Linked DNA regions of Homo sapiens: regions 1 and 3 are each linked to region 2. The links are chromatin contacts, found by Hi-C or POLR2A ChIA-PET in ENCODE. All regions are on one chromosome and are shown on one strand. The core of a region is the stretch at or near the end of the contact, and the rest is flanking DNA. Distances in the headings are between cores, read along the strand shown. Region 1 holds the start of SNHG16 (small nucleolar RNA host gene 16). Region 2 holds the start of GGA3 (golgi associated, gamma adaptin ear containing, ARF binding protein 3). Region 3 holds the start of PRPSAP1 (phosphoribosyl pyrophosphate synthetase associated protein 1).

Region 1 (3,755 bases), core at 114-2,613, 1.3 Mb before region 2:
CAACACATCCCCAAAACTAACAAACCAATACTTAAAGAGGACCATAAGCATATTCAAGTCTATGAAAGTACTAAAAATCTCACCATTTACAGAAATTTCATCATGAAGATCCTTACACTTAACACCTTAAGGTGATGAGTTTTCACATGACTGTTTTCAAGGCCACAGCCACCACCTTTAATCTAAAAGAGAAGGATAACAGGCTTCATTCTAACAGAAACCACCTTAAGGTTTATTCTCCAGATTTGTATTAAACAGCTGAGCCTCAGCAAGTCAGACCTCCTCACAAAAGATACCATTTCAGACAGGGATAACTTTAAATCATCCTCAGCTCAGCCAATAACAAAGATTCCTAAATCCTAGCGATCCAAAATTCATTTGCCATGTCTCTTTCATCCCTGCATGCCCTAACGAGGATCCACGCTGGTTACAATGACACCTAGTGGCCCCAAATCACACGGGCAAAGACGCTACTCATTTTTATCATTAAAATAATTAGCATTCTGAATTTTGAGTAATTTCTTACCATAGCTGGCTTGTATGTCAACACGTATTCTCATACTTGAACTTCAGAATAAAGCAGGAGGTGAATGTATGTGATGGCACCAACTGTGCTTTCTCATTTCTAGTGACCACTCAGGCCCTGCCTGCACCCACTCTTACTCATGTTAAGGGCTCCATCTATTACTCTGATCCTTCAACCTGGAGCTCTGCTTTTCACCGTCTCTGCAGATGCCAAACAAAGAAAGGCCTCTGGGGGAGGAAAAAAGGCTCGTTGTTAAAACTACGGCTTTCCAGAAGTTTACAATCCTATTGACTCCTATCTGTAAAGCTAAATATGAACTACCGATTGGGGCCGTCCTCAAGACACTCCAAGCGGAATCACGTCTTCACACGTTAACACTCCTGATGCTGAATTAAGAACCACCATCGTCAGAGTCTGCCCGTGCGCGGGCACCGAAGACCCCTGGGCATGACGCTCAGCACACGCGCGGCGGAGGCGCACGGGGCTGCCCAGGTTGTTAGGCGCTCTCCCCCGCAGAAGCCGGCCCTATGACGCCGAGGACGGGCTTGAGCTCTCTCCCTTCACATAGTAACATTTTCTCAACGTTTGGAAAGCATTTTCTCATCCAGTACTTTTAACCCTCCTAACCACCCTATGAGGGAGAAACCGAGATTATCGTCACCACTTCGTCTCTGAGGAAGGGAAGCCAAGTATGTTAGTGTCGTGTCAAGGAAGACCCCGTTTTCCCACCCAGGCAGCCTTACCATCATCACTAAAGGCCTGAGACTGCTCGCCGTGCTCAACACCGACTGGAGTGGCCATGTCTTCCAGCCACGCGGCCGACCTCGAAAAGAACGCGAGACCGCCCCTGCGCGCAAGTCTTCTCGGCAATCTCTCCGGAACTCTCGCGATGTTGAGAAAGGGCTGGTGGGAAATGTAGTTCAAAACTACGGCGGCTGGGGGCTGGCCGCGTCCTCAGCGCGACCCTGGAGCTGGGGGTAAGATGGTGGCCGCCACCAGGGGCAGTGGAGGGTCCGGAGTGGGAAACCAGGCCTGTGAAGAACCACGGCTGTCAGAAAACGAAGCTGGAGGTTCACTTCTGCCAGAAAGTCATTGAGCTTCAACACAGTTTGTCCCTGGTCGAGACTGGGGAAGCACAGAAAGTTCGAGGGGGCAGGGACAGATGAGGAAACCGGGGCTTGGCCGAGTATCTTTGTTAATTGCTCTGCGGATTTTATTTGGGGGAGGATAGGGGCATTTGGGGTGGTTCGCTGGGTTAGTGAAGAGGAGAGATTCCGAGGGAATCGTTCAACCTCCTGCTCAGGTGTTTTTAAGTTTGGGGCGAGGCCGGTGAAGCCGAGGCGCGGGCGGCAAGGAGCGCTGGAGAGCGACGGGGCTCGGCCTCCGCGGCTGCCCAGGGGCCCGGGGCATTCCGAGAAGAGAAAAAAAGGCAAGTGTCACGAGCTGAATTACGAAAAGAACGGAGAATGATGTAACACCCACTGCTCTTCTGAGTGTTATTTTTCAGGCAAACACCTTGGCTTCATTTTTTTTTGTTTCTGGGTTTTTTTGGTTTGTTTTTGAGATAAGGTTTCACCCTGGCACGCAGGCTGGAGTGCAGTGGTGCAATCATAACTTATTGTAGCCTGGACCTCCCGGGCTCAAGTGATCCTCCCGCCTCAGCCTCCTGAGTGGCCGGGACGACAGGCGAGCGCCACCACGCCCAGCTGATTATTTTTATTTTGCAGAGATGAGGTCTCACTATGTTGCCCGGGTTGGTCTCAAACTCCTGGCCTCAAGCAGTCCTCCTGTTTTGGCCTCCCAAAGTGCTGGGATTACAAAGGTGAGCCACTGCGCCCGGTCTGGCTTCGTTTTTGAAATAAAAATAAGGCAAAAACGACATCAACAATCAGGGCCAGAATTTGCACCTATTTGAAAGCTAGTTTAAGTTTGCAAGACCGAGAGCCTTTTCTCCATTCCAGTCTCCCTGTTCTCATCCACCCATTAACAGTGATCTCTGTGGCCTTCGGTGTGGGTTATATTGTCCTGCAGATGGTAATATGTTGCAGATACTTATCTTCAAATTACCACATTTGCTTATGTTTACCTCCTTTCATTTGATTGTAAGCTCTTCAAGAGCAGAAGTCTCTTTTTATTATTATTATTATTTTTTTTTTTTTTTTTTTTTGAGATGGACTTTTGCTCTTGTTGCCCAGGCTGGAATGCAATGGCACGATCTCGGCTCACGGCAACCTCCGCCTCCCAAGCTCAAGTGATTCTCCTGCCTCAGCCTCCTGAGTAGCTGGGATTACAGGCATGCGCCACCACGCCCAGCTAATTTTGTATTTTTAGTAGAGATGGGGTTTCTCCATGTTAGGCTGTTCTCAAACTCCTGACCTCAGGTGATCCACCCGTCTCAGCCTCCCAAAGTGCTGGGATTACAGGCGTGAGCCACCACGCCCAGCCTCTTTTTATTTTTATTTTTTTCTTTTTAATTTCTTAACAGTGCAGGGTTTGGTATTTACCTGCTATGCTCACAGTAAGTCTTCAGCAAATAATCATTAATTCATTCAGCAGTAATTCTGGCCATTAGGTTTCTCTACCTTACCCTTGAAGACACGTTATTTTGTGTAATACTGAAAGGAAGAATGTGTTCTATCCCTGCAAACATAGTTCCTTTCATTTGAGACTTACAGTGGGAATTCTAAGTGTGGAATTTCCCAAAAGCTGCTAGCGGGCTGGTGACCTACTGTAGACAAGATAGTAATGATAGCTAATACTTCATAGCACTTACCAGGTGCCATTCCCTATACTGGTTTCTGTACATGTATGAACTCGTTTAATCCTCACAATGCGATGAAGTACTACTGTCAGAGGCATTGGAACCAGAAAACTCCATCTTGAATAGGAGCTGGGTGAAACGAGGCTGAAACCTACTGGGCTGCATTCCCGGACGGTTAAGGCATTCTAAGTCACAGGATGAGACAGGAGGTCGGCACAAGATACAGGCCATAAAGACCTTGCTGATAAAACAGTTTGCAGTAAATAAGCCCACCAAAACCAAAACCAAGATGGCGATGAGAGTGACCTCTGGTCGTCCTCACTGCTACACTCCCACCAGCGCCATGACAGTTTACAAATGCCATGGCAACATCAGGAAGTTACCCTATGTGGTCTAAAAATGGGAGGCGTAAATAATCCACCCCTTGTTTAGGATATAATCAAGAAATAACCATAAAAATGGGCAACC
Region 2 (3,545 bases), core at 561-3,060:
GTTCGATGGTTGCCTGTTCCTCTGCAGAAGCGGCATGGTACTTCTCAAACTGCTTCCTTTTCACAGCTTCCAGAGTCTGCAAAAGAATATGGTGGAAGAGGCTGCCCCAGGCTCCCTAAAGGGTTTACCCAGCCAAGCTAGTACCTTGCCCTTTACTCCCATCCTCTGGTTCTGCGCTGGCAATGCAGCTCCTCTCACAGCACATCCAAAACAAAGTTTTTAAGTGCCTCCCCCTTTGCTAGACTAGGACAGAAAGAGTGGATTGAGATTTGTGGCATGGAGGGGGTGGGGGGTGAGGTGGGGAATGGCAGTTGTTTTATTTTTTATTTGTTCCTTTTTTTTTAATTGTGTGTTTACTTCCGAAACACCAAGGAATGGCAGTTGCTGACTCTTACAGGGCTTCATTAAAGCCCGTACACATGCAGGGAAGTTAATCTGAATAATAGATACATGAATCCATTTGCTCTTAAGCTACACTGAAAGTACCAAGTACAAGGCTACGGGGTAGGGGGGCAAGAAAGATGACTGAGGAGGGAAGTGCTGTTTACCTGAATCATGAGGGATCTGGCCAGTACTTTGTTTCCTCCTATCATCATCATGTTGGTGAATTTACTTCAAAGAGAAAAGCAACACGTTTAGCTCTCCAAGGCTGTATCACAGAATCCTCACCAGAAACCCTCCCTGGGATAGTCCCAGTCCATGTAACAAGTGTTTGTTTCCATCTAACCTGATGACTGGGTCTTCAAACACAGAACTTGTTTTCCCTGCTGGAGCAGCTTTGATGAGCTGAGTCTTCTTGAGCTCCCGAACATATTTCTCCTCCTCAGTTAGCTCCTCCACTGGCTTGCGATAATATTCCTTGTCAATCAAGGGATCCTTGAATTCAGGACTATAGCGGCTCCATCTCACCTGAGTTAGCCTGGGAGGGGGGGAAAGGAGGAGGCAGGCAAAAGCTGACTCCACAAGCGAGTAGGTTTGACTTAACAATAGGCATGACTGCCAACGCGCCGACGAGGGGGAGCGGCGCGGAGACCGCGAGCTAAACCTGAGCCACAACAATTCAGGCCCTTGTCCCAAGTAGGAGGACATTCCCCAAGCAGGCGGGTAAAGTCTCCTCCTGGTCAAGTGCTAACGGTAAGGATGGGCTTGGCGCCTACACACCCATCCCAATTCACAGGCGATCCCAGATCTGAGCTCTTTAGCTGAACCGCACTTTCAGCTCCGCGTTAGAACCCTAGATCAGCCAGACTCCTTAGGCGAGAGGTAGTCACTAAACCTTCGGATTGGCGCAGGGTCACGCAGCTAACTTAGAAGCTTGAATCCAGATACTCCGGCCCCCAGGGCAATGCTCTCTCTAGGGGCCCACGCGGCCTGCCTGTGGCCCCCTTCCTTCCTCGCAGCGCCCCCCCGCCGCTGCTCGCCACCCTCTCACCCTGGAAGCTGCAAGACAGCCCGCCGCACGCCCAACGCCAGGCCCGACCATCCTCGGGCAACCTTCACTGCGGGGGCAGCCATCTTGGCTGGCCACGAGGACCCCACAAGGACTGCCCTCGGCGCGCCTGAGCGAGTGACGGGAAACGGGTGAAAAAGACTCCTCAGGGTCCTAAATCTGCGTTTCTCTCCACTGATCTGGACGTTAGAGTTTTTCACTCCGGGGTCCAAAGGGGAGCGCCAAAAGGAAACCCTTGCCCTCCCTGTATCCGTCGCAGTCTGGCGCGGCCCTCGGTGACGGCACTCACTCCTCTCAGGACCCCATGCAGGCCCCGCCCCGTCTCAGCTCGTGCAGACTCTCGCGAGTTTTGAAGCCGCGGGGCCGGGCGGCTGCAATATGGCGGAGGCGGAAGGGGAAAGCCTGGAGTCCTGGCTCAGTGAGTAGCCGCGGCCGTTTCTGCCTGCCCTCGAGCCGCTGGGCTGCCCCTGTCTTCACCCCCACGTCCCCTCCCCGGGCTCCACGGCGTCGCCTCTTGGCAGCCCACGCCCGGTCTCGCCCTCGCCGCGAGCAGCCTGCGATCACGCCCCTTCCCTATCAGGGCGCCGGGCCCCAGTCCGGCCCCCGCTTCCCTCGCTGCGGCGCGTCCTCTTGCTCTGGCGCGCGGCGGCGTGAACTCGGGCTCCTGTCGGGCACCGCAGGCTCGGGGAAAGGCGACAGCCAAGATCTTCGGGCTGACATGCTTCGGCGCTTTGGGGAGATTGTGGTGGGGTCGCCGCCCGGCGGTGACACCAGGAACCCAGCGCCCCAATCCCTGACTAAGGGAGAAGCTTCGGATTGGGGCTGAGTCTCCGGTAGTGGTGGGTGCTGCCGACTGCGTTCAGTCGCCTGGCAGCTTCAGAATTGTGACCATGTGTTGGAGAAGTGACGGCTTCGCTCAGGCAGAATGCTTGAAGTGAGAATAATATTCCAAAGAGAGCGATGATAGAGAACAGAGAGCTCTACCTTTTTCCTGCAGTGACCACAGAAGCATGGTGAAATCGGTGTCGGGAATTCCCCCCCCACACACATACATATACCCCCTTGAATATCCTAACGAGTCAGTGTTGATAGCCTATTCTGAGTAAGGCTGAGGAGCACAGTCTGAAGCTGTAGTTATAGAAGCGTATTGCTGTCATTGCACTGTGAATTACAGTGCTACGAAGGAAATGTGTGTTAACCTGGTTAGCAGGTAGTACTCTGCCTGAGGGTTAATAAGTGAACTTTCCTGTAGGCTAGACCTGGAAGCCTCCTTTAAGTGGAGAGAGAAATTGGACTGGTAATGGGATAGGTGAGATACCTAGTATTGCCTTGTTCTGAGGTCTCTTATTTAGTACTGCTTCCGGGATCTTGGAGGTGATAGCTATTTCCTCAAATTGTCTGATTTTTCCTAGTAAGAAACCCCCTTCAGGAGGTTGAGCTTCAGTTTAAAGGGGAGCATATCCCAAAAGAGAGAAAAAGTAAGATCACGTTTGCAAAATCTGCAGTTGCAGGCAGGTCATAAGGCTTCTTTATATATGGAAGTGTTCTCCAAGGAGCTCAAAGTACTTTACAGATATTCATTAAATTAGTTTACCAAGTATTCTAGCAAAGCAGGCACTACTGCCATAATTTCACAAAAAGAGGACATCCTGACTCCAGTCAAACCACTTGCCCAGAAATGCCCAACTTGCTATAACCAGAGTGGAATTAGTTTGCTTTGAAGGTATTAATATGGGTATTGAATAATTTAAATGACCTAAGCTGAGTTTAATAGGCTACATTTAGAGTTACATTTTGTTTTTGTTACTTGTTTTTGAGACAGAGTCTCGCGCGCTGTTGTCTAGGCTGGAGTGCAGGGGTGCGATCATAGCTCACTGCAGCCTTGAACCCCTGTGCTCAAATAAGTCTTCTACCTCAGCCTCCTGAGTAGCTGGGACTATAGGCACACGCCACCATGCTTGGCTAATTCTTTTGATTTTTAGTAGAGATGAGGTCTTGCTGTGTTGCCCAGGATGGTCTCAAACTCGAGTTCAAGTGATCCTCCCACCTTTCCCTTACAAAGCGCTGGGATTACACACGTGAGCTACCGCACCCA
Region 3 (3,913 bases), core at 795-3,294, 1.1 Mb before region 2:
AGGCGCCCGCCACTGCGCCCGGCTAATTTTTTGTATTTTTAGTAGAGATGGGGTTTCACCGTGTTAGCCAGGATGGTCTCGATCTCCTGACCTTGTGATCCGCCCGCCTCAGCCTCTCAAAGTGCTGGGATTACAGGCGTGAGCCACCGCGCCCGGCCACATCTGGCTAATTTTTTGTATTATTAGTAGAGACAGGGTTTCACCATGTTGGCCAGGCTGGTATCGAATTCCTGACCTCGTGATCCACCCACCATAGCCTCCCAAAGTGCTGGGATTACAGGCATGAGCCACCGTGCCCAGCCTAATTTTTGCATTTTTAGTAGAGACAGTGTTTTGCCACCTTGGCCAGGCTTGTCTCAAACTCCTGACCTCAGGTGATCCACCCACCTCAGCCTCCCAAAGTGCTGGGATTAAAGGAGTGAGCCACCACGCTCAGCCAACACCTGGCTAATTTTTGTATTTTTAGTACAGATTGGGTTTCGCCATGTTGCCCAGGCTGGTCTTGAACTCCTGACCTCAAACTATCATCCGCCTCGGCCTCCCAAAGTGCTGGGATTACAGGCATGAGCTACTGCACCTATCCCATTCCCCCTTTTTTTTAAGAAGGTAACAAGGTTTTTGTCAGGGTCTGTGAGCTGGACATGTGTGCAGTGGTTAAATAATTTGGCCTAGGCTGTGCACCCACTGTCCTTTTTTTTTTTTTTTTTTTTTCTAGAGAGCTATTGGAATAGGGGCCAGGCTGCTGCAGGCTCAGGGCAGCTCAACTTCCAAATCCTGTAGCTTCAGACTTGTGGTCCTTCACGACATGCTGAGTCACAATCTACTGCTCCCTCAAGCCCAATGTCACCACAAGCAGAGTCTCTAAAGGACATTCTCAGAAGATGGTACTGTCAATGTGAGAGGCACCTCTCCTCCCCTCGAGTTCTGGTGCAGCTGATAACTAGAGATCTCAAATGCTTCCCTGGGCTTTACTTTCTACTTCAACAAGTACTGATTGCGGGCCTCTGGAGCCCACACACTGCCCTATACACTGGGTAACACGGAGCACTCAGGAATACACGATCTTGGCGGGGCGTGATGGCTGAGGCCTGTAATGTCGGCATTTTGAATGACTGAGGTAGGAGGATGGCTTGAGCCCGGGAGGTAGAGGCTGCAGTGAGCCGTGATCGCGCCACTGCACTCCAGCCTGGGCGGCAGAGGGAGACCCTATTTCAAAAAATAAATAAATAATAATAAAATTAAAAAAAAAAAAAAGGAACTCACGATGTGGCCGTAAAATGGGTTACATCCTAGTTAGGAAAATAGATGTTTGCAAAGGTACATAAATATGCAAGCATCAAAACAATAACAACAACAACAAAAATTTAAAAAATGCAAGCATCTACGTGTGGCACAGTCCCGCGGGCCGGGCGGCTTACTGTGGTTGAGGTCACCAGAAAGACTGTGGAACAGACGCATCGCGAGTGGGTCTCGGAGGGGTGGCGCATATGGAAAGAGGAGAAGGAGGGCTTTTTTGATTGAAAGCGAATACCGGCAAGAGGGCCTTTGGCACGTTCAGGGAACCTTGCCTTACACGCAGACACAGGGTTGGGGATCTGTTCGGAAACGCCTGAAAGATCAGGCTCAGGAGAAGACCACTTTTTGGCCGCTTCAGTACTGCGGTCAACCAGCTGGAAAGAACCCCCGCCCTCTACTTTTCAAATTAATCTCCGGCCGGCGCACGCGCCTCGTGGGGCGGGCGCTGTGCTACCATAGACATGCAGAGCTAGATCGTATACCTCCTCGGAGGCGGACATGTTGGGTCCTGGCCAAAAAGTTGGAAACACCTGGGGCCACTACCGAGGTAGGCTGCTCCTCCCAAGAAAGTGAGACCGAAAGAGCTCCCGTGGAAGCGGTCAAAGCAGGGGCGGGGCGAACCTGTGACATGCCCCTCGGAAGAACAGGCTTTTAGAGAGTCGCCAGGCTCCCTGCCCTCATCCGAGATGGCGGCCTGAGGGCGCTCTAGCCGACGCTCTTCGGATGCCCGGAGGGGGCGGTGGCCTTGCCTCTGGCTCTGAGGCGGCGGCGCCGGGCGCTGCGAAGGCTCGGCCGCTGTAGTCAGTGGTGTGGGGTGCGCAAGGGCACGGACCTCGGAGCTCTCCCCGCTTGCGCCGAGTTTCTCAGCGCCTTCCCCACCCAAACCGGGGTCTCGCAGTCGGAAGCACTCAGAGTGCAGCCCCGCGCGGGGCCGGTCGTAACCGCGCCGCGGGCCGGACGATGCCCAAGAAGCTGCTGCTGTTGCCCCCGCCCTCCGCGTCCTCGGCTTTCCGCGTCCCGCGCGCCCGCCCCGTTCCCCCGCCGGCCATGAACGCCGCTCGCACCGGCTACCGAGTCTTCTCGGCCAACTCCACGGCCGCCTGCACGGAGCTGGCCAAGCGCATCACAGAGTAAGGGGGCGGTGGGAGGGCCGGGCCGGGGGCGGCGGCGCCTAGCTCTCCTTCGCGCCCGGAGGGACCCGCTCCCCTCCACCCGCCCCACCTCCTGCACCTGGGGCGGGAGGCGCGGGCCTTCCCAGCCGGACAAAGCTTGGAGGTGACGGATACCGCCCCCCGCTCCCCGGTTTTGCAGCTGGGAGGCTTGGGGCGGACTCTCGGTGACCTCAGCCCCCCGCCCCGTGACTGGGTCCGCGGCCTGCCTGCCTTTCGTCTCCGCAGTCCCACACCCCGGGGCGGGCCGAGCTTTCTGGAGCCCCGGAGTGCGTGTCTTGGGGAAAGGGGCTCAGGGCTTGGCTTCCTTTCCCACGGCTGGAGTTGACCTGGGAATCTGACCGCCGCCACTCTCAAGTCTCACTGCAGTGAGACCCGCGGGCGTGGTTGTGAGTTGGGGGATCCGACGCGGCAGGTGCGGTCGCAGAGCAAAGGTGTGGGGACTGGCAGTGCGAAGAAGGCAATTCCAGGGAGGCAGATGGGCCGGAGCTGGTGGTAGAAATGACAGGCCTGACCCTGCTTTGTAAATCAGCTTGGGATAAGATCAGTCATTTGTGTCTTTAACCCAACCAAGCCCCTGGTCTTAAGTCGCCTTTGGGGTCTGACAGCTCTGAGATGCCCTCCCAGCCTTGCCACTTACTAGCTCTGTGTCAGTGGGCAAGAGACTTGATTTCCCTGAACCTCATCTGTGAAATGGGCATGGTTGAGAATATTGTATGATCGGGATAATGTAGAAGTAGTATCTGGTTCTAGCAGAGTAGGGGCTCATAGTGGCCCTCTGAATAGTTGTTTACTAAGTGGCCTCTTTTCTTTTTCTTTTTCTTTTCTTTTTTTTTTTTTTTTTTTTTTTGAGACGGAGTCTCGCTCTGTCACCCAGGCTGGAGTGCAGTGGCGAGATCTCGGCTCACTGCAAGCTCCGCCTCCCGGGTTCACGCCATTGTCCTGCCCCAGCCTCCCAAGTAGCTGGGACTACAGGCACCCGCCACCACACCCGGCTCATTTTTTGTATTTTTAGTAGAGACTGGGTTTCACCGTGTTAGCCAGGATGGTTTCGATCTTCTGACCTCGTGATCCGCCCGCCTCGGCCTCCCAAAGTGCTGGGATTACAGGCTTCAGCCACCGCGCCCGGTGAAATGGCCTCTTTTCTAGTTGGCTCTTTTGGAGAATCCCAGAGCTCTGATATAAAGGAGGAGCCTTATATGCCCTTTCTACATACACTTGTTAGAAATCTAAGACATAAAATGAATAGCTCGTCTTTTAATATTTAAAGCCATTTTCACATTTTAAACAGTTTTCATAGAGTTACTTCGTTACTTTTTTAGGGTTGACAAATGATTGCAGGGATATATCTTAAACTTCTGGGGGGAAATGTAGAAGAAAGGGAAAACTTTAGTCATTTTTTTTTCAGCTCTGCTTGTTTTTTTTTTTAATAGTTGGAGTTTTGGAGA

The links. A loop is a pair of places that touch in the nucleus more often than their neighbours do. ChIA-PET counts read pairs that join two places held with the same protein, here RNA polymerase II (POLR2A). Pooled maps may share reads with other maps.
Region 1: a pooled map shows a loop between it and region 2 (5-fold over the local background). The contact joins the promoter of SNHG16 here to the promoter of GGA3 in region 2. A Hi-C loop is called at or near these places in 2 of 50 pooled maps. POLR2A ChIA-PET finds 5 or more read pairs at or near these places in 3 of 52 experiments (Caco-2, PC-3 and RWPE1).
Region 3: a loop to region 2 is called in a pooled map, with 4 times the contacts of the local background. The contact joins the promoter of PRPSAP1 here to the promoter of GGA3 in region 2. A Hi-C loop is called at or near these places in 1 of 50 pooled maps. POLR2A ChIA-PET finds 5 or more read pairs at or near these places in 3 of 52 experiments (CD8-positive, alpha-beta memory T cell, HCT116 and activated B cell).

Annotation. Positions count from the first base shown.
Region 1 is chr17:76,555,372-76,559,126 of GRCh38, reverse strand. SNHG16 (small nucleolar RNA host gene 16) reads right to left here and starts at 1,363. Exons shown (of 3, transcript NR_038111.1): 1 at 1,270-1,363. It overlaps SNORD1C (small nucleolar RNA, C/D box 1C), which reads right to left and starts at 337; the gene lies at 258-337. RefSeq lists enhancers at 141-942, 1,283-1,542, 943-1,743, 2,233-2,332.
Region 2 is chr17:75,259,871-75,263,415 of GRCh38, reverse strand. GGA3 (golgi associated, gamma adaptin ear containing, ARF binding protein 3) reads left to right here and starts at 1,810. Exons shown (of 17, transcript NM_138619.4): 1 at 1,810-1,868. The coding sequence starts at 1,829. MRPS7 (mitochondrial ribosomal protein S7) reads right to left here and starts at 1,537. Exons shown (of 5, transcript NM_015971.4): 1 at 1,433-1,537; 2 at 728-919; 3 at 549-612; 4 at 1-76. The coding sequence starts at 1,515. RefSeq lists enhancers at 751-1,628, 1,425-1,834, 2,305-2,404.
Region 3 is chr17:76,352,047-76,355,959 of GRCh38, reverse strand. PRPSAP1 (phosphoribosyl pyrophosphate synthetase associated protein 1) reads left to right here and starts at 2,044. Exons shown (of 10, transcript NM_002766.3): 1 at 2,044-2,426. The coding sequence starts at 2,257. RefSeq lists enhancers at 1,698-1,967, 1,214-2,078, 2,928-2,987 and a silencer at 2,248-2,567.